Linked DNA regions of Homo sapiens: region 2 is linked to region 1. A link is a loop called in an ENCODE intact Hi-C map of the cell type or tissue named here. Cell type or tissue: thyroid gland. All regions are shown on one strand. Links, peaks and the distances in the headings refer to the core of each region. The heading gives the core; the rest is flanking DNA. Region 1 holds the start of RNF228 (ring finger protein 228). Region 2 has its middle 13 kb from the start of SGPP2.

Region 1 (10,372 bases), core at 1,506-9,505:
TGAATGACCAGGCTTTACTACTTAAACCTTCAGGTGACACTGGCACTGGCCTGACAGTCTGTTAAGGCAGGTGTCTATGGCCTGTGTCACACAAACTCACACTCTTTAGCAATGTCACGCCTCCTCCCTGTACCTACAGAAGCCCCACATGGCATTTTTAAGAGTCCTAAAAATGAATGATTGACTCTAGGATATAAAATAATTGATTTGGGCTCCTCTGAAAAACCTATCCAAACTCAGACAGTAAATTTTACTATGGTTAACCAAATTCTCGCAATTGTTTATGACTCCATCAACAGGATGTGTTATTGACAAAAGCTGTACTGGACCTCTCAAAGAGAGTTCAGTATTATCTAAATGACCATGAGCTATAGAAGAAATGCCTGTAGTCATTAAATTCTTTGAGAATGCTATCTTACACTAGTTAGGAGCTGTAAGATATTACTGCTTTTGGTTTCACTTTAACCAAATCTGTGACTTTGTGGTAGCTCCATGGTCCTCAACCAGAGACATTTTTGGTTGTCACAACTGGGGAGAGGTGTTACTGAGATCAAGTGTGTAGAGGCCAGAGATGCTGCTAAACATTGAACAATGCCCAGAACAGCCCCACATCAAAGACTTATCCAGCTCCAAATGTCAATTATGCTGAGCTTGAGAAAGCCCAGTGTCATCCTACACTCTGTTCCTCAAGTCTGTCATTCAATGGTGAGAATGCATAATAAAGTGAAGCTTCAAAATCTTAAGTGTTTTGCCCATATGCACACCATATTCAAACATACAGACCTTCAGAACTATTTTTAGTCACTTGGTATGGAGGCCACACTAGCCCTCCTGTTCATGTGCTTCTCTTCTCCCAGATACTCTGTTTTAAATATGTCCTACATCAGCATTACGTCTCATCTCAGCACACAGCTACTCAAGGCTTAAAGCACAAGAACCCAGTTTAACACTGCATAAATGAGCATTTTCAGGCTTTTCCCAATCATACAACTAAATGAGGGAAAGAGGACAGAAAGCCACTTCCTATAGTTAGGTTAGTGTCACTTTGTAATATTCCAAGGCCAGACTAAGGCCTTCTCAGGATGTCCCCTCAACCCACCCTCTCTGATCACCACCCCATCACTAAGTGAAATGCTTAAAAAATTGAAAGAATGTTATTACCCCAAGTAATAATTACAAAATTAAAAACTAGGAAATGGAAAATAGTGGGTTTTAATGAGCTTCACTTAAAGCCCTTCAAACTGAAGACATCACATTCACTATTAGCATGGAGTAAAACATTTATTTTCAAATGTCATAGAAACAATATTTATAAGTCCTCTTCTCCACCTCTTGTGTGGTGATTTACTGATTTCTCTCTTTCTTTCCTTCTTTTTCTTCAGCTTGCTTCCCATCCAGTCATCCTTTTTCACAAACATTCCCTGGGGCATCTTGCTGTCTTCTGCAGAGAAACTGAAAAAAAAGTAGGAACATTCCCAGCTGTGGGAATCCAGAACATTCCAAAGTCATCTTTTCTTTTGTTGAGGGGGAAGGTGGGTTCCCTGCTCATAGGGTGAGGCCCAACCTGGAGAAATCGGGGGACAGACTTTCTGGTTAGGAGTATCTGAACACCACCCCTCAGTTGGTCCTCAAGCCCACCACTCCTGTCACCTACCCAGTGCTTCTTAAGCCTTATTTCTTGCTACCCGGTCCAGTTGATCTTCTGTTTTCATTAAATCAAGAGGACCTGTCCCATGTTACCCCTGGAGTTTCAGCTCTCTACATGTGTACGTTAAAAGTTTAAGTGGACGAAGCCAGTGAGGGAGCCCAGGAACTCGGTTTAAGCCGCACTTTGACAGTCTGTGAATCTGTTTGACAACTTTCTCCCCTCTCTGCCTCTGTGAACGCCTGTGCACCAACGAAATAGCCACCTAGATCCGCTGTGGTCAGCGTCAGGAAAACAGCAAGACCCAGCTATGAATCTGTTGTCTTCGTCCTCCTTTAAATCTCAGCAATATTTCAGAGAGAGAGAGAGGGAGAAAAAAAATACTGTTCAGCTCAAAAATTTCCTCTAAATGATACAAGGAAAACGCCGCCGTTCCGTTTGTACCCTAGATGTGGGCTGCAGGGCTGCCTGGGCTCTGCTAACAAAAGCACAAAGCGTGAATGGCCTGGTGATGGCTGTTTTTTCGCCCATGGACGGAGAGATGAGATCACGATTTTCACGAAGAGAAGAAACCGCCGCTGCCAGGCGGTTGAGGCTGCCGTTTCCCCTCCCCGCGCGGGTCCCGCATTACATCACTGGTGAGCTCTGGCTTGGGGGTGGGTGGGTGAAAACGAGGCTTCGCCAGGGACCCAGCCCCCGGGCGAGGAGGATAAACAGAAACACACTGGTGGGGAGGTCGTGTCGAGGAAGAGAAAGAAGGAAAACTCAGGAACCGGTTTCCTGCCACCACCCCGCGTAGGGGGCGGGGGACTGCTGGGGTAAAAGGCAACATCTTTATAAGCAGCCGCACCCCAAATCTCCTTCCCGAGCGCCTCCAGGCCGCCCTCAACTCCCAATTTCAAGTCCAACAAAAACCGATATCCTAAGCTGCTGGGAAAGCTGCGTTGAGAAGGCCGAGGGGGACTGCAGAGGAGCCCAGGGACGGGGAGGGACCGTGGTGCACGCGCCGGGGGCGGGGGACGGGGAGGCGGGAGGGGGAGGCGGTCGCTGCTGCGCCCCCGCCTGGCCCAGCCAGCGGTGCCTCCCCCGCCAGGCGACAGCAGTCAGAGGGGGGAGGCAGAAGCGCCTCCTCCCCGCCCGGAGCCCAGGCGGCGGTGCAGGGGGAGGAAGGCACCTCACCTTGCCCCCGATGAGGGGCGGATCATGCCATGGCAGCGCCGGCGAGCGACAGCGGCGGCAGCCAGCAGAGCCCAAGCAGCAGCCCCGGGAGCCGGGAGGGAGCTGGGGTCGCCGCGAAGGGAGCCCCGGACTGCGGAGACGCAGGAGCCCGGGACGCAGCGGAGACGGTCTCCGGCCTCCCTCCGCTTGAGGACTACGAGTGCAAAATCTGCTACAACTACTTCGACGCGGACCGGCGCGCGCCCAAGCTGCTGGCGTGCTTGCACACCTTCTGCCAGGAGTGCCTGAGCCAGCTGCAGCTCCGCGCCGCCGCCGCCGCCGCCGCTGCCGCCGCGCCTGAGCGCCCGCCGCGCCCGCCGCCCTGGCTCTGCCCGCCCGGCGCCATCGCGTGCCCGGTGTGCCGCCACCGCACGCCGCTGCCCGACAGCCGCGTGCACGGCCTGCCCAACAACACCAAGCTAGCCGAGGCCTTCCCGCTGGCTTTGCGCGCAGCGCACGACCCGCTGCCCCAGGACCGCCTCCCGCCGCTGCCCGCGCGCCTGCCCGCGCCCGCTGCTGCCCCGCCGCCCACCCCGGCCCCGCCACCGCCGCCCTCCCCCGCCCCACCGCAGCCGCCGCCGCCGCCGCCTGCCGAGGACGCGGCCCCCGGGCCTCGAGCCCGCCCCGGCCTGCGCGCCCCGGGCGCCTACGACAGCTGCCAGAACTGCAAGCGCGCGGCGCTCACCGCTGGCTGCGTGTGCGTGGTCTTCTCCTTCCTCTCCATGGTGGTGCTGCTCTTCACCGGCCTCATCTTCGTCAACCACTACGGCGGCGGGGGAACCCCCGGAGGCGGGGCGCCCCCTGGCGAGGCACCGGCCACCGGGTCGCCCTCGCCCTCGCCCGTGGGGCCCATCTGCCTGTCGGTGGCCAGCATCCTGGCACTCTTCTCGGTCGTTGTCACCTGGGTCATCTGCTGGCTCAAGTATCGGCCCGAGGGTGCGGCCGCGGGCTCGACGGGGGGCAGCGGCGGCGGCGGCGGCCCGAGGGCACGGGCTGCGGCGGGCGGCGCGCGGAGGAGCGACACATAGCCGGGCCACGCCGCGGAACCGGCGCCTGCACCTCCAGCCCCGCGTGGCGGGAGAAGAGGGGGCCTCTGGCTCGGTGCGCTCGAGCTTCTGCACCCTCTCCCTGCTGCCCCCGGGCTCTCCTGGACTCACACTCTCTCCCAACTCGGCCACTGAGGAGCCTCGGTTTTCTGTCCCTCGGGCTTCTGTCGCCCCTCGCCCTTCGCGCTGGGCCAGAGAGGGAAACTGAACAGGAAGGGATGTTGGTGGGGGGGGGGGGTCTCTTTTGCCTGGACTGTGCAAAATTGACCTCCGCGTTATGCACCACCCTCGTCCTCGTCAGAATGTGCGGCCATCCCTCCCTAGAGCACAAAGATCTGCAGAGACGAAGCAAGGGGAGGGGGAGCCCCACCGCCCCGCCTGAAAGCTGGTTTTCTGGCCGCCAGGACTTGAGAGTTTCTTTAAAGGTGCAGCTGCGCGCGTGCACACGTGCATCTGTGGCGGCTGTGAATGGACTTGAATTGCCCGGAGGAAGAATGAATGGGATGTAAACGTGAGAGGAAAAGGATTTCCTGCTTCCTAGCGGTCCTGGAAAGGGAGAGATCCTGAGCGCTGAGAGTGACGGACACTCCCCGCCGGCACAGCGCGGGCGTGCCCGGAGCTCAGGCAGCAGCTGGGCGCGATGGGGCAGGTGCACGGCGCGCGTGCGCGATCGGAGCCGACTCGGAGTGGCCGAGGCTGCGGCGCGCCCAGGGCGGTGGGCCCTGTTGCCCATGGCCGGGTGTTGTCTGGAGCAGAGCCTAGAAGTCTCATCTCCTGGAAGCTTGTGGTTGTTTTATTCACGGTGTTACTGCCAGGAAGTCTTCTGTAACTAGACTCAGGGAGCTTAAAGAGCCTGTTCTCCCTTCTCTCAAAAGTGGCTTACGGTTGCCCCCACCTGGAAGATATTGAAAGCTATTCACACAGAATATAAACTAGATTTTCTCCTTCCCCTCGCCTTTTTTTCTTAATTTCATTTAACATATAATTTATTTTTGAATATATAAATCTGGAAATTTTTGTGCATTAAGATTTCCAGAAAATTGTTTGATAAGCAGTGACATTATTCCCATACCTCGAGTCCAAATACATTTCGAAATTAGGAGCAGAAAATAAAAGCCTGTTGGTAATTGATTCAATATTTTATACTGTGAAATAACTAATGACTTTTAATTATCTGATAAAATATAAACTAGTGCCCAAACATGAAATCAACTAACTGAAGGTCTTTCTGCCTTTGGCTACAAAAGATATATATCGTATACACTTATTAGAAAGTATTATATGATTTTGAATTTAGCTGTTTGATATTGTTGGAATTACTGAAATGTTCACATACAGTCACATGAGATGAAAAAGAATATATATCTATCTGATTTTGTAACTACAAAGATGAATTGCCAGTATATGTTGCAAGTGGGTTAGATGCCTTTTTTTTTAAGAAGGAAAACTGTTCCAAATGTATTTTATATGAAAACATTCTTTATTCCATCTTTTGAAATTTGGAATAAGACAAAGTTTTCATGCTTAAAAATCACAGAATCTACTGAAGGTATGCTATTATTCCTCGAGTATTTATGCAAGCTGTCTGCATGATATCCTGACACTATTCTATTAATTGAACTTGAATCGAGCATTTGTATCTATCATAGGAGTGAAGTAATTTATTGGCCATTGATAAGTGGTTTGGCTGCAATGTAGAAACTACAGTATGAAGTGTTTTATGTCTGCATTGTCTTAATAATAAAAACAAGAGGTATTTATAGAAATATCTATTTTCATGACATTAATTTCATGGTAAAATTGCTCCATTATTTGTGTGGCACTTCTCTTCCTTAAATACATGTCCCCTTCTAAATCCAAATTTCACATTTTTAAATGGGGCTGAGAGAGAAATAACTCACACATGGAAATGTGCGTTGCTAAGATGGGCATTTAGTGGGATTATTTCTAGGAATAATGACCCTGGAAGGCCCAGTGAGATCTGTTGTATTCTGAAGAGAGAAGTAACTTACATATTTACTACCACAATGTCCACTAAAACTAAACTCTGTTGTCAGACTTTGTTCTTGCCTTCTATGAAATGTTTTTAGGTTTCTATTACTAAAAGTCACTTTTCAGAACTTAGTTTTAATTTATTTATACCCCCATGTCTTGTGTTTTACTTCTATATCCATTTTTACCTCTTATTCATTCTTTATTTACCTCCATTACTAAGATTCTGTTTGCACTAAAAACTGTTGAGTTGCACAAGTGCAGCTACACATGTATATATGTATGTATTAGGTTTATGTTTAAAGATATATTATGTATAAAATATATGCATACTGGTAACAACTTGGCTTTGTGGCTGTAACCATTGTACATGTGTACACACACATGAGTTTTTTATGTGTGCTAAACTGGCAACCTAGAAGTCTGTCTAAGGTTACTTTGGGCACCAGGTTTCTTTTTAGAGTTTATTTGTGCTCCAGAGAAGTATGCCAATAATGTAACCTAAAAGATTCCTCATAACTGAGAAATACATTCTTGAATCACCTCGATGGCAACAGAAGCCACATTTTGCTTCTATTATAGATTGCACGTGTAAATTTCATGTAATTGAAATTTGAGTTAGAATACTTTGAAGTCAAAGAGACACACTTAGCAGATCAGTATCTAAACATGGAGAGAGATTTTCTGTGGCTTACCATGCTTTATTGCTAATTTCTGATTTTGCCATCAGGAACTGAGTGGCAGGATGTGGTCATGGAAAATATCTGTCTGGTTTCTAGTGGTTATCTGGCATTCAGGTCTCTCTCCCCTCTCTCCATTCAGCAGATTGGGTTTAATCATTTATATTTACGTGGAAACACCTATACACCAGCACCTTAGACAAAGCAGGAGTTTAAGAAGTAATTGTTGAAATAGCAAGTAAGTTGTCTGGAGGATTCCTGGTGAAAGTGGTATTTTTTTTTCCCTTCCCATGGCAACTCTTCATCTTGGAAAAGCTTGATTCAATCCTGGACACCTCTACTACCAGTAGAGTCACTACAAAAAGCCAGGCCTGGTCTGGTCTCTGTACCTGCTTGGAAACTCCTGGTCCCCATGGGCCACATTCTGCCTAGGTTCTAGGGCTACAGGTTAGACTCATCATCATGCTTTCATAGGATCTACATTTCAGGTGAAAGAAACTCATGATGCAGGTGGCGAATTAAACATTCAGTCTCTGAATACAATATGATTTAGTGAACAACAGGCACATCTAGAAAGCACATTGGATTTGGGGTCAGTATCTGCAGGCAGGAGGTGTAAGCCTGAACATTGGTTCTCTCTTTAGTCGGAAAGACCGTTAAAAATCATTTAACCTCCTTTGAGTCTCAGGCTCCCCATCTATAAAATTAGGGGTGGGGAGTATCAGCGCCCCCTACCTCATGGAGTTGGTGTGAAGATTTGTACACATAAGAGGGTAAATTCATGAAAATTCTTTGGAAACTAAAGCCCTATATGGACCTTGCTTTTATTTAGGTCTCCAAGTGTCTAATATTACCTCCCCAGAGAGGTCTGCCCTGGCCACTCTATTCCCAGTGGGTATCTATCCCAGTTTTACTTTCTTAATGAGATTTACTTTGTATAATATGTGTTATACTGTTTGCAGTAGTCTTAGTTATCAGTTGCATTTTTCATCACTCTCCTGCAGAATGTAAAGACATAAACAGGAACTTTGTCTATCTGGTCATCCATTTGATCTGCAAAGCCTTAACCAGTTCTGGGCACATAGTGAGTGGCTGATAAATGTTCTGTTGAGTCTGCTGAAGGGACACTCTGGAATTAATCTTAAGTGACTTGGCTTTCCAGACTCACACTGACCATAACTCCTGAGATCCTGGGAGGCTTAGGTAAATAGTTTCCTTCCCTACTTCATAAGAATTTTTGAAAGGCAAAAAAAAAAAAATACTTATGGCAAGCACTTTGAGTTTTGAGAAAAATTAGCACTATAACAGTGGAACTCTTACTGTTTTATATTCAGCGATAGGAACCGCTAGAGAGACTAAAGGACATTTGGCCTCCATTTTTAATCAGTTCTGCATTGTGTGACATTTTAAGGTATCTTTGTGAACATGTCTACATTGTCGCCTCCAAGGCTAGCAGCACCTGCGTAACTGGGAAAAAAGCACATTGCAGTGGAATTTCCAACATGAGAAAAAGATCTATTAAATTTCTTACTATTTGTTACTCCCTGTTTTCTTAAGTATTCAATCTTTGCCGTTTTAATAAATCGTTATTCATAGAATTGCTAATTTTATGATCTTAATAACTAAGCAATTTCCCAGTTATTATGATCTTAATAACTAAGTAATCCCCCAGTTATTCTGTGATTCAACTCGTACCCTCTTTAATCATTTAATTCCTGTTAGCTATATTTGTATTTCACATTTCTGCTATTATACAAAGATGATGAAATTCACTTTATGGACAATGAACTGCATGCTTGCTAAATATGCATTACACGTCTTCCTTTGAAATCATATGTTTTTTATTGTATTTGTTATAGTGCAAGTTTGTTTGAGGAGCAGCTAATATTTACAGTAGTATCTATTTCTGAAATGAATGTTAGAAATGACTGCAGCCAGATCTTAGTTTGAAGTTATGTGAATGAAGAAAGTGTAAGAAATTGAATTTATCCTCTGCTAGAGATCTCTTTTGATTTTCCATATAAGATAAGCTTTGTAATATATATTGGCATTGTTTCATCCAATCAGTTTTGATTCTAAGCCTTCTGTACTCTTAAGCGGACTGAAATATGCCAAAGAAAAACAAGTTTGTTTCTGTGATGAATTCACAATAATTTCTGATTATAAAATATACTTGGAGAAGTAAGAATATTCAATGCCTAATTTCCAAGAATATTCCTAGGAGCTGAGGAAGAATGTGCACACTTCCTTTTTTTTTTTTTTAAGCTGCCTTTGCATGTAAAATTGGATTATCTTTGGTTTAGAAATACCACATCTCCATGGGGTTGAGTGGGGGATATTGAAGTAGGAAGAGAGTGGAGAAAATATGCAAAAAGTTCCCTTAGCTTTTAATCTTACAAAACATACCACAAAATAAACAGAAGAGAGCATGTTTAATCACTGCAAGAATAGAACAATTTTATTTCAACAACTATGATTTCAAGAACTGTGGTAATATGTGGTCCACTCAGCTATCTCATAGCACATAAACAAGTATTCTCCATCATATATAAATAACACATTTGTGTCACTACTGTGTGACTTTAAAAATATTTTGTAGTCAAATTTGAGAGGTAGAGAGCAGGTTCTATCTGATGCAAAGTTTGGGGAAGAATTACCTTCCAGTGAGAATTGACAGTCTTTGCTCGGAAAAAAATTGGAGGGCCAAGTTCCGCAAGGCAAATGATTTGTCCCTAGAAGCTCATTTCCTATTAAATTCACACATAGCAAATTTATCCACCGACGTGAGCTTTATGGAGGTTCTCAACCCTATTAGCACGTTAGAATTACCTGGAGAGCCTTAAAAAGAAATTACAGAAGCACCCTTCCTGCCCCCAGAGACATATATTTAATTGGTCGGGGCAGCGGAGAAGGAGATGCATCGGTATTTTTTAAAGGCACCCCATGTGAGATTATTGTGCAGCCAAATTTGAAAGCCATTATATTTAACGTATTTACTGAAAGGCGACTGTCTTCCTAATCTCACTTTAATGAACTAAACGCCACCAGGTGCCCTATCTTAGAAACCGATTGGGAGATGCTGAGGCAATGCTTAGATTTTGAGTTTTGGAAGTGGTCTTGGATCACCAAAGGAGGGTTATTTAAACGTTGCTTCTCTCTCTCTCTCTCTCTCTCTCTGACACACACACACACACACACACACACACACACACACGCACGCACACTCCGGTTACCTTTGCGTTCTCAGGAAGGTTAAGTAAATACTTGCACCGGCATTTGGCTGCTGGGCTCTTTTCTCACATGGGCGGGGTGGCGGTTGCTCCTTCCCCCATCAGGGGGCTTTTCTGTGGGCTTCCCCATCCCCCACAAAATAGGTGCTTTCCAAGTCCCCCGTGTCATCAAAATGCAGTGACAACGAGGGGATTTGAGGACGGATTATGCGGATAATCAGGGAAGTCTCGAGGTTAAATTAACAAAACATCGCCAGTGATAGATGTGGGTGTCATCGCCAGTGACAGCTGAAAGGGGAATCTCAGCTTGTCGGCTGGTCGCTGACAGCTGCCGACGGGCGAGCTGATCTAGCGCAGAGTCCTGTTTTAAAATACTCGCCAGGAGATCTGTTAAAAAGATCCTTTTTAATAGTAGCCATTCAGCGTGTAAATTATTTCCACGCTCTTGGGTGCAGGTATACTTCGGTTTGCACAGAGGCCGAGCTTCCGGCAGTCGGTGGGAAGCGGGGGATTACCTCCATTTCTCTCCTTGTGGGTGCGCACGCCGGCGGTGGCTCGCAG
Region 2 (10,372 bases), core at 1,951-9,950, 93 kb before region 1:
AGTTTCTGATTAGACTCTCCAAAGGAGGCAATCAGATATGCATTTATCTCAGTCAGCAGAGGGGTGACTTTGAATAGGATGGGAGGCAGGTTTGCCCTAAGCAGCTCCCAGCTTGATTCCTCCCTTTAGCCAAGTGATTTTGGGGCCCCAAGGTATTTTCCTGTCACATTTCCCCAATTTTCTTTTTAAAAATCTTTTGGAGAAAGCATTTTAGAAGAAAATGAGTCTCTGGTCTCAGGTTTTGTCTGGTCTCTCAGGGCAAGGATGGTTTGTTCCTAGAGGGGTAGGTCCTGAGTTATTAGGAAAGCTCATTTTAAGAAGGTTGTGAAGTCTCATGTCCTATGAAGAGAAAGTAGGGGGAGAAAAGGAGAAAACAACAAACAAAAGAACAATCCTGGAAAATCAATATAGGCCACATTACTCTGAAGTCCATACATCAGTAGGCAGGTATGAAAGTGGCTTATGTATGCAAATAGGCTGTTACTTTCTTCTGAAGTTGAAGTTGTCTAGCTTTGGATTACAGGGCTTTATGAAAACACAGCTTAGTTTTCAGTGACTCCAAATTAGGAAAAACAGGAAAAAAAAAGAAGGAAAAAAATTAAAAACATTATTTTGAAGACTTGTAGCCTAGTAAAATTAAAATTCAGTCCAAACTGTAGAAAATAATAAAAATTGAAAAACATTAGGAAAGACTGGAATCTAATAACAGATCCACTATAGTTTTTGAAACTTAATTTTTCTCTCTCCAGTTTCTCATTGCTACTAAAGGCAAATCATGGTATGCCTGGTTTGCTTTATTATACTTGGCCTAATTATTTGTATACAGTGCAGCAAGAATAATTACTTTTTACATAAGCTTTTAAATTGGCTTTGATAGGACTTTGTTCCATGGAAGGAATCTCAGATAAGACTTTAGGCAATCAGATATTTTTAAAGCTGAGCCCAGCCATGGATTTGTACCATCAAATACTTATGAGTTGGGTGATCCTCTCCTCTTGAGGTTCCAAGATAAAACTTGGGGCTCCTAAGCCTGTCAGAAAGTGACATTCTTTACTTACCACAGGTCAGGAACCCTGTACAGGGACTGTGTAGACAAGCACGAGGCCAGTTTTCCAAAGGCACTTTTACTGGCTCTATAAGTCAAGTTTGACTCCTCAAAGGAAAACACACCATTCCAGTAGAAGTGTTGGTAAGGTAACCAGTTGCTCTAATTGTGTCCTATTATAAATGAAAACAGATTCTTACTGCACTTATACACATAACTTTATTGCCATAAGTTAAGAGTAGTTTCCAAACTATTCTTTGGAAACTATTCTTTCCAAACTATTTGGAAACTCACAAATAGTTTCCGAATTCTGGAGAAATCAGGTAGAAAGAAAGCAAATATGATCCAAATTTTGTTCATAGGAGTACACTTTACTCAATTGTTAAAAGCTTTAATGTAAATAGTTTAAAACTTTTCTTGACCCTGAAAAACGAAACAAAGGATCAGCAACTTTTTAAGCAAAAAGTTAAAAATATTACTTCTCCTTGATATTCATGAACATTTCAGATCTCCATGAGCCCTGAAAGTTTTTTCTCTATTCTGATATCACAATCTCCAAAGTTATTAGAAACCTGCATTCAAGAGTACCCATTAGAGTTTCATAGCTGATTATAAAACCACCTTCTAAAGAGGACAAAAACCAAAGAACAATTGTCCATGGATGACAAAAAGTTTTAGGGCAGCCATAGTCAAAGAAACAATTGACAAAGGAATTTGTTACCTCTGTGGCACACAATAATTTAACATAACAATTGTAATTATTACTGATAATGTACAGTAAGTCATATCAGAATTATAGGAGTTTTCCATAATTTTGGAATACATACCAATGACATATTTACACAAGCACAGCCCAAAGAAAACTAAGCACCATTTTATATTTGACAATGTTTCCTGTATAATTTCATACCAAATAAGCCAAATATGTCATTTTTGAACTATAGGGAACATCATATCCTAAAGAATTAATTAGGTCAGAAAAAGACATAATTTATAATTTGATTTGGAAAGTTTGTCAAATATCAAAGGTGTAAAACACTTGATATCACAAAATAGCATCACAGGTCATTGTACATTTCATTTAACCGAAGTGATAACTCAAGAATTCTGAAAAAAGGTGAAAACCTTCACTCTTTGAGAGAGGAGACTTAATTTCCCAAACAATAAGCCCTAATAAAAACAGCATGAAGCCAATTAAATTTGTTTTTCAAAATTATATAAACAATCTATAAAATTTTAATCTTAACCATAAGATATAACTTCCATAAGCCTTTTATAACTTTTATAACCTTTATTAAGCAGTCAATTAATGCTTCAAGAAAACTGTTACTCTGACACAGGGGCCCAGATGCTGGTCTTACATTAGTATGCTTTTGACATTGATGATTAATTTATAGAGAAACTGAACTTATTTTATCTCTCAAAATTGGCCCTTACAATCTCACATGCTCACCTCTTCCATGATAGTCCCTGGGCCTTGAGGAGTTGAATAGCTTTAATTTCTGGCCCTGTGTCTCAAGAATGCAGTTTATTTTGATGGCATTTTCTACAGGGCCTGAAGATGGGGCTTTAATTGCTGTAAGTGTTTAAAATTTAGCAGGGCTTGGTGTACTTTTCAGGCCCAGGAGTCAAAGCCCTGTAACTCAATGTCACAAGCCCTTTGAAAGGGCATACAGAGAGATATGCAGATATAATAACCTTAATAAAAAAATTTATTCTCAGATTTTTTTCCTAAGCAAACCAAAACTTAATAATAATATGACAACTTGATTATATAAAAGTTTTTTAAAAATAAATCCTCTTGTGACATACATAGACTGTTCATGACATGCTTAGACTTTCTGGTTTGTCTTGAGCATCTCTCTGTCTTCAACAACCAGTCATTTTACTTTGGTATTAATTTACCATACAAGAGTCTTTCTTGTATGAAATTATTTCTCTTTAAGCTTTCCTACCAAAAAAAAAAAAAAGTCTTTACTTTTATAACTTTCTTTACATCTTTCTTATTTCCTCGTTCCTTTTACCTTGTTTTATATGTGACCTCTAAATAAGCTTTGAGAACTTCATGTCTAAAACACCAAAAGCAATGGCAACAAAAGCCAAAATTGACAAATGGGATCTAATTAAACTAAAGAGCTTCTGCACAGCAAAAGAAACTACCATCACAGTGAACAGGCAACCTACAGAATGGGAGAAAATTTTTGCAATCTACTCATCTGACAAAGGGCTAATATCCACAATCTACAAAGAACTCCAACAAATTTACAAGAAAAAAACAAAAAATCCCATCAGAAAGTGGGCAAAGGATATGAACAGACACTTCTCAAAAGAAGACATTTATGCAGCCAACAGACACTTGAAAAACTGCTCATCATCACTGGCCATCAGAGAAATGCAAATCAAAACCGCAATGAGATACCATCTCACGCCAGTTAGAATGGTGATCATTAAAAAGTCAGGAAACAACAGGTGCTGGAGAGGATGTGGAGAAATAGGAACACTTTTACACTGTTGGTGGGACTGTAAACTAGTTCAACCATTCTGGAAGTCAGTGTGGCGACTCCTCAGGGATCTAGAAGTAGAAATACCATTTGACCCAGCAATCCCATTACTGGGTATATACCCAAAGGATTATAAATCGTGCTGCTATAAAGACACATGCACATGTATGTTTATTGTGGCACTATTCACAATAGCAAAGACTTGGAACCAAGCCAAATGTCCAACAGTGATAGACTGGATTAAGAAAATGTGGCACATATACACCATGGAATACTATGCAGCCATAAAAAAGGATGAGTTCACGTCCTTTGTAGGGACATGGATGAAGCTGGAAACCATCATTCTCAGCAAACTATAGAGGCTATAGAGGCTGTAATTAAGACTAATACTCTCACTTTACAGGTGAGGAAACTGAGGCTCAGAGATAGAAAACTTGGCCAAAGCCACCCAACTGGTAAGTGGTTACAAGGACAATTGAACCCAAATCTGTTTGACTCCAAAACCAGTGATCTTCATTACTAAACTACACTCTATTCCTTGGATTTATCTCTACTTTTCACTTTTGTATTGAAAAGTATTCTTCATGAGTAATAAGCGCTAAATAAATACTTAGTTGCTCTGGCTAAGAGTAAGACATCACATTTTTTAGAGCTCTTGGAGTTCATGACTCATTTTCAAATTATTACATTTAAATTCTACAACATTCCTGGTGCAAAAGTGGTTTTAATCTCCATTTTATGGAAAAGAAAACTGAGGCTTGGAGATGTGGAGTGATTTCTCCCCAAGCTACAAAATGTATTAGATACATTTTGTGAGGCCCACCATCTACCATCTCACAATGCTTTTATGAGAGAACTTCTTTCCTCTTCTACCCATAATCTACCCATGGGAGGAGGAAGGAATGGGGAGAGGAGATTGGCCACCATGTTTGAGCCAGATGACCCAGGCCCTGGCCAGAACTAATTGGCCCTGGGCTGGACACCTGGCCAAATCTGGGCTCATCACATGCTCCCTCTTTGGGAATTTGGATTCAGAGATCCCAATCAGTATCTGCTGCACTAAAGAGAAGAAAATTTAAAAACTGGAGACCGCACTGTGGAGCAGATAACTCTGTCATGTGGAAATGAGAGAAAAATAAAGCAGCCATATGGATAAGTCCAAGGTGAGCAAACAACCCCTGAAAGATAGCTCTCTGGTGCCTGGTTCCAGCCACTGTAAGGTTTTTCCTGCTTTTGGGTAGCTCAGGGAACCCAAAATTCACCTATTAGACCTGTCTGGGTAGGTAATATTAGACCCTTGGAGACCTGAATGAGAGCAAGTTTCACATAGAGCTTTAGTTTCCAAAGCATTTTCATACATTTACCCTCTTATGTGTACAAATCTTCACACCAACCTCATGAGGTAGGTGGGACTGATACTCCCCACCCCCAATTGAGCCTGAGACTCAAAGAGGTTACATGAATTCTAAAGGCCTTTTCAACTAAAGGGAGAACCAATATTCACACTTGCAACTTCTGGCTGCAGATACTGATCTTTAGACCCGAAACCCAATGTGCTTTCTAGATGTGCATGTTGTTCACTAAATCATATTGTATTCAGAGGCTGAATGTTTAATTCATCATCTGTATCATGAGTTTCTTTCACCTGAAATGTAGGTACTATAAAAGCAGGATGATAACTCTAACATGAGGCCTCAGAACCCAGGCAAAATCCAGCCCATGGAGACTGGGAGTTTTTAAGCAGGTACGCAGACCAGACCAGATCTGGCTTCTTGTAGTGACTCTACTGATAGTTCTCACTCATGAGCTGAAGATGTGTACAGGATTGAATCAAGCTTTTCCAAGATGATGAGAGTTGCCATGGAAAGGGAGAAAAACCCTCCACTGTCACCCGTAGCTCTCCAGACAACTCACTTGTCAACAAATTCCTTATTTCTGTTATTTGTTGTTTGAAGAGGGCTAGACAGCCAGAAACTGGCAGAAATGGAAAGAGAGGCTCTAGGACTGAAACCTGAGCTGCTTCCTACCTTCGCTTCACAGTCACTAGATCACCAAAGCCCCACCCACCTCTCTGCAGAGTCTGCTTGCTACTGCCATGGAAACTACCAATTCCTACCCATGTCAGGGCCTTGGAATGTTGTAGAGGGCTGCAGGATCTGGGGCTCCTAAGAGATTCTGGAACTCAGTGATCTACTGATACTATTTCACCTCGTGTATACATCAGATTGCCTCCTGGACTTTGCTGGAAATCTAGCCACTTTATTTGGGCAATGCGTTTTGAAAGCCAAGCAAACTTTTGACACACAGCCCTTTCAAAATTTGCAAACTCCTGTATATGAATTTGGTAACTGACAGTTTTTTTAAAAAAACACTAATTCATATCTTTGCATCTGTGTTACGTAAATACTTGAGGATTAATAGCTTTATCAGATTAGAGGCATTATCATTTGTTAACGAATTGGTCAAAGCCTCAGCTCCATGGACTATCCAGGTCACCAGAATTTTGAAATATAAACCATGGCACTCATCTTCTGCTGTTGAGGGTGAATCCCTTTCTTCTCTTTCATGAAAAATGTCTTTTTTTCTATTTGGACATGTTCAATAAATCATCAAACCGAAATTCTCCTTTTTAAAACTCTCAGGCTGAGAGAAATTTCAGCTTAAAACCTCACTTTAAACAAAAACAGTTAAATAGGCAACAAAAACAGAAATAAACCAGTGAGACTACATCAAACTAAAAAGTTGCTGCATAGCAAAACAATCAACAGTGAAAAGATTGAGCTAGGTGTGGGGGGTTCATACCTGTGGGCCCAGCTACTTGGAAGGCTAAGGCAGGAGGATTGCTTGAAGCCTAGGAGTTTGAGTCCAGCCTGGGCAAATAGACCCTGTCTCTCAAAAAAAAAAAAAAAAAAAGGACAAGTGGGAGTAAATGAAGAAAATGTGGATGCAAGGAGGGGAATGACAGGCACTGGGGCCTACTTGGTGGAGGATAAGAGGAGGGAGAGAATCAGAAAAAAAAAATATCTATTGAGTACTACGCTTATTACCTGGGTGATGAAATTATCCGTACGCCAAATCCCCATGACATGCAATTTACCTATATAACAAAACTGCACCTGCACCCCTGAAACTAAAAGTTAAAAAAAGAAAAACTCAAATAATATGGCATTTCTGCAAAAAGGCATATTTTGCCTTCAGTTCCAAAAGGCATATTATTGAGATTGCCAAAAATAGAAAGTATGGCCCATTCATTAAATCTTTAGCATGAATAAATGTGAATCTGATATTTTTTAAATCTCAAAATAAATACATAAAATTTTTTTTAAAAAAAGAAATCACTGTAGGATCCTTCCCAATAGTCAGCTTTCTGGACATTTTTATAACATCATTCAATTTGCAAATTCAGTAAACAGTACTTTCCAAGACCATGTTTATTATATGGATATGGGTACAGCTGTGGCACTTAGTTATCAAAAAATTTTAAAGCCTCATGTAGCTCTGGATAAGCTTCCAAATCTATAAATCTATAAAGTACAACTTTTGGTTGTACTTTATGCACATATTCAACTTCCTAAAACCTAAAAGTTGATTGGAAAACTTCACAGATAGTTACACTCAAAACACATTGTCTAATAAACAAAGCAAGTCCCAGAATAATGCAGCACATATACAGCATGTTGCTATTTACGTCTATTTATGTCTAAAATATTAAAATACACATTTTTGTGTGTATGTGTATATGTGTGTGTGCACACATGCAAAAGAATAGGAAAAGGGAAAAACACTCATTGGCTGACACCAGCTACCTGTGGGAAGAGGTATGGAACAGGAGCCAAGGGAGACTTTTAATTTTGACTCTACGTGGCATTTGCTTGAATTTTTCACATACATGTATTGCTTTAGTGATTTAAAGGATTTATTGTTCTTTTAAAACTGTCCTAACTGGTCAGGCTTGGTTAGTGAGAGAAGCAGGTTTCTAAGATGCTTACACAAAAGAGATTGTAATTATACTGAGAGATTACAATCATTTAAAGGTGGCTGTGAGCCACCAGGTATCTCAAGCATATCTTTCTTTCAAAGTTAACAATATCTCTGCCAAACTCGCCTGATAAACAACAGAATTATTTTCATTTTTTTTTTGTTTCCAACCAAGTAATCTACTAAGTCATCTTGTGGTGGTGAGAAGGGCCCAGGGTAGGGAGGGGAGCAGTGTGAGATGCTGGACATGTGCTATAACCCCTCTGGATCTCAGGGTTCTCCAACATCCATGGGCAGGTTAATCAAGGTCTATCCAACTAAAACGTCTGTCTGCAGTGGGCAGATGATCAATCTTGTAAGTGGCCTGTGCACATAGGCCTGCAGTGCCTACTTTGTACAAAGGCCCCGACCATCATGCCTGCCAATATAGATTCTCAGAACCAAAATGACCTGCAGACTATACCATGGCTTTGGATGAGACATCAGCATTAATTCAGCAGAGTCTGTAGACAAATGTGAGAACTATTAATACACAGGAACCAACATCTAAAGAGGCTGGCCCACACTGTCATCTTAAAAAATGGAATTAATTGCCAGTCTTTAAAAATCAGATGATTTCATAGGAGGGAAGGTAAATTAGTACAGCCATTATGGAAAATAGTATGGAGGTTCCTCAAAAAAACTAAACTAGAACAACCGTATATGATCCAGCAATCCCAGGAATGGGTATATACCAATATATCCAAAGGAAATGAAATTGATGTATCAAAGAGATATCTGCACCTCCATGTTCATTGCAGCATTATTCACAACCACCAAGATATGGAATCAACCCAAGTCTTTATTATGTATGAATGGGTAAAAAATGTGGTATGTAACACAAAATGAAGTATGTCAGCCTTAAGAAGAAAATCCTGTCATTTGTGACAGCATAAATGAATCTAGAGGACATTAAGTGAAATAAGCCAGACACAGAAAGACAAATACTTAATGATCTCTTTTATATGTGGAATCTGAAAAAGTTGAACTCATATAGGCAGAGAGTAAAATGGTGGTTACTAGAGCCTGAGGGTGTTGGGAGAGGTGTTGGTCAAAAGATACGAAATTTCAGCTAGACAGAAGGAATATGGTCAAGAGATCTATTGTACATCATGGTGACTGGAGTTAATACGAAAGCAGATTTTATGCTTGAACCCGGGAGGCGGAGGTTGCAGTGAGCTGAGATCACGCCACTGCACCCTAGCCTGGGCGACAGAGCAAGACTCTGTCTCAAAAAAAAAAAAAAAAAAAGCAGATTTTAAGTGTTCTTGCCACACAGAAATTAGTATGTGAGGTAATACATATGTTCATTAGCTTGATTTAGTCATTCCACATCATAAACACGTTTCGAAACATCCTGCTGTATGCCATAAATATATAGAATTGTTGTCAATTTGAAAAAATAAAGAAGTGGAAAATAAAATATCAGATGATTTTATGTAAAATATAGATCTCTATCTTCACCTTAAAAAGCTGGAAGATCTGACATCCCTGGGCCAACATTCACTGTGAAGAATCTCTCAAGCTGATCATCTGCTGCTCTCTTTGGGCAAGGCGTTACTGTGGGCTTTTGCACAGTTCTCACCACTTCGTATTATTTTATATCTTGCCCCATCACTTATTTTATTGCCAGCTTGCCCCCGGAAGTATTTGCATTTTCAACCACTCCATTTAAAACAAGAAAGTCCAGTTAACAATGTTGTTCATTTGGAGGATGTATTAGTCCATTTTCACACGGCTGATAAAGACATACCGGAAACTAGGTTAATTTATAAAGAAAAAGAGGTTTAATGGACTTACAGTTCCACATGGCTGGGGAGGCTTCATAATCATGGTGGAAGATGAAAGCCACATCTTTCCTGGTGGCAGACGAAAGAGAATGAGAACCAAGTGAAAGGGATTTCACCTTATAAAACCATCAGATCTCCTGAGACTTATTCACTATCACGAGAACAGTACGGGGGAACCACCTCCATGACTCGATTATCTCCCACCGGGTCCCTCTCACAACACGTGAGAATTTTGGGAGCTACAATTCAAGATTTGGGTGGGGACACAAGCCAAACCATATCAGAAGAGTCTCAACATTCAATCCAAAAAGAAATCAACAGTCCTCCGCCTAGAATCTAGAATGCAGTGGAAGAGACTGCAGCGGCATCTGTATCATCTAATTTAGTCATATGTTTGGTCTCCAAATCTTCTTGCCTTTTTTAGTATAATTAGTGTCTGTTAGCAAACAATCCTGTATCTGAATTTCCTTATGTGTGTTTAAATTTTACCCATCTTGACATTTGCAGCAGCTTCTCTCAAGGGGAGTCAATATGTTTACTGGAAACTTTAATAAGGTATGTAGTCTTACTTAAATAACAAATACTTATCTACTCAGAAGAATAATTAACAGAATACTAGTTTATAATTTTCGTGCATAGTGCTTTCTCATTGCTAATAACAGGCTTCTTTTTATTGCTAATAATGCCCTTTCTATTACTAATAATGCTGAGAGGCAACATGAGCTGGTGGAGCAGGTTTGAGTCAGGCACACTTGGATTCAAACCCAGGTCTCCTAGTCCTTGGGCATTTCTGTTTCCTTCTCTGTGCCCCAGGTTAACTATCTAGACAATTAGGATACCTTTCTTGAAGGGTCATTTTAGGAAGTTAATGAGATGCTTCTTTCTTCCTTACTTTAACTGTAATAGGAATTTCTGCAGATCTCCAAACATTTTCCTATCTGCGCCATTGTAGAGATGATTTCCCCTGCATCATTAGGCTAATTCATAGTTGTAACCATTCTATTAGGTGAAATTAACAG

The links. A loop is a pair of places that touch in the nucleus more often than their neighbours do. Peaks named below come from ENCODE experiments on the same cell type or tissue, not always from the same donor. Only the 100,000 strongest peaks of a DNase experiment are listed, where the experiment ranks them.
Region 2: a loop joins it to region 1, with 2.2 times the contacts of the local background. A loop is called at or near these places in 3 of 110 quality-filtered maps.

What each region holds. Positions count from the first base shown.
Region 1 is chr2:222,312,547-222,322,918 of GRCh38, reverse strand. RNF228 (ring finger protein 228) reads left to right here and starts at 2,764. Exons shown (of 1, transcript NM_001395871.1): 1 at 2,764-8,771. The coding sequence starts at 2,854. The coding sequence ends at 3,891. CT75 (cancer/testis associated transcript 75) reads right to left here and starts at 4,448. Exons shown (of 4, transcript NR_136642.1): 1 at 3,549-4,448. RefSeq lists silencers at 2,584-2,893, 3,534-3,863 and enhancers at 4,334-4,383, 4,160-4,755. In thyroid gland, for the core only: CTCF peaks have their summits at 3,676 (motif pointing left) and 4,804; DNase peaks (open chromatin) are centred at 2,330, 3,058, 3,658, 4,698 and 4 weaker places; H3K4me3 peaks cover 2,603 bases; H3K27ac peaks cover 1,095 bases; H3K27me3 peaks cover 327 bases.
Region 2 is chr2:222,405,996-222,416,367 of GRCh38, reverse strand. No RefSeq gene overlaps it. Among named protein-coding and RNA genes, the nearest start is that of SGPP2, 13 kb to the left of the region's middle. In thyroid gland, for the core only: no CTCF peak of the experiment used is centred there; a DNase peak (open chromatin) is centred at 5,607; H3K27ac peaks cover 2,399 bases.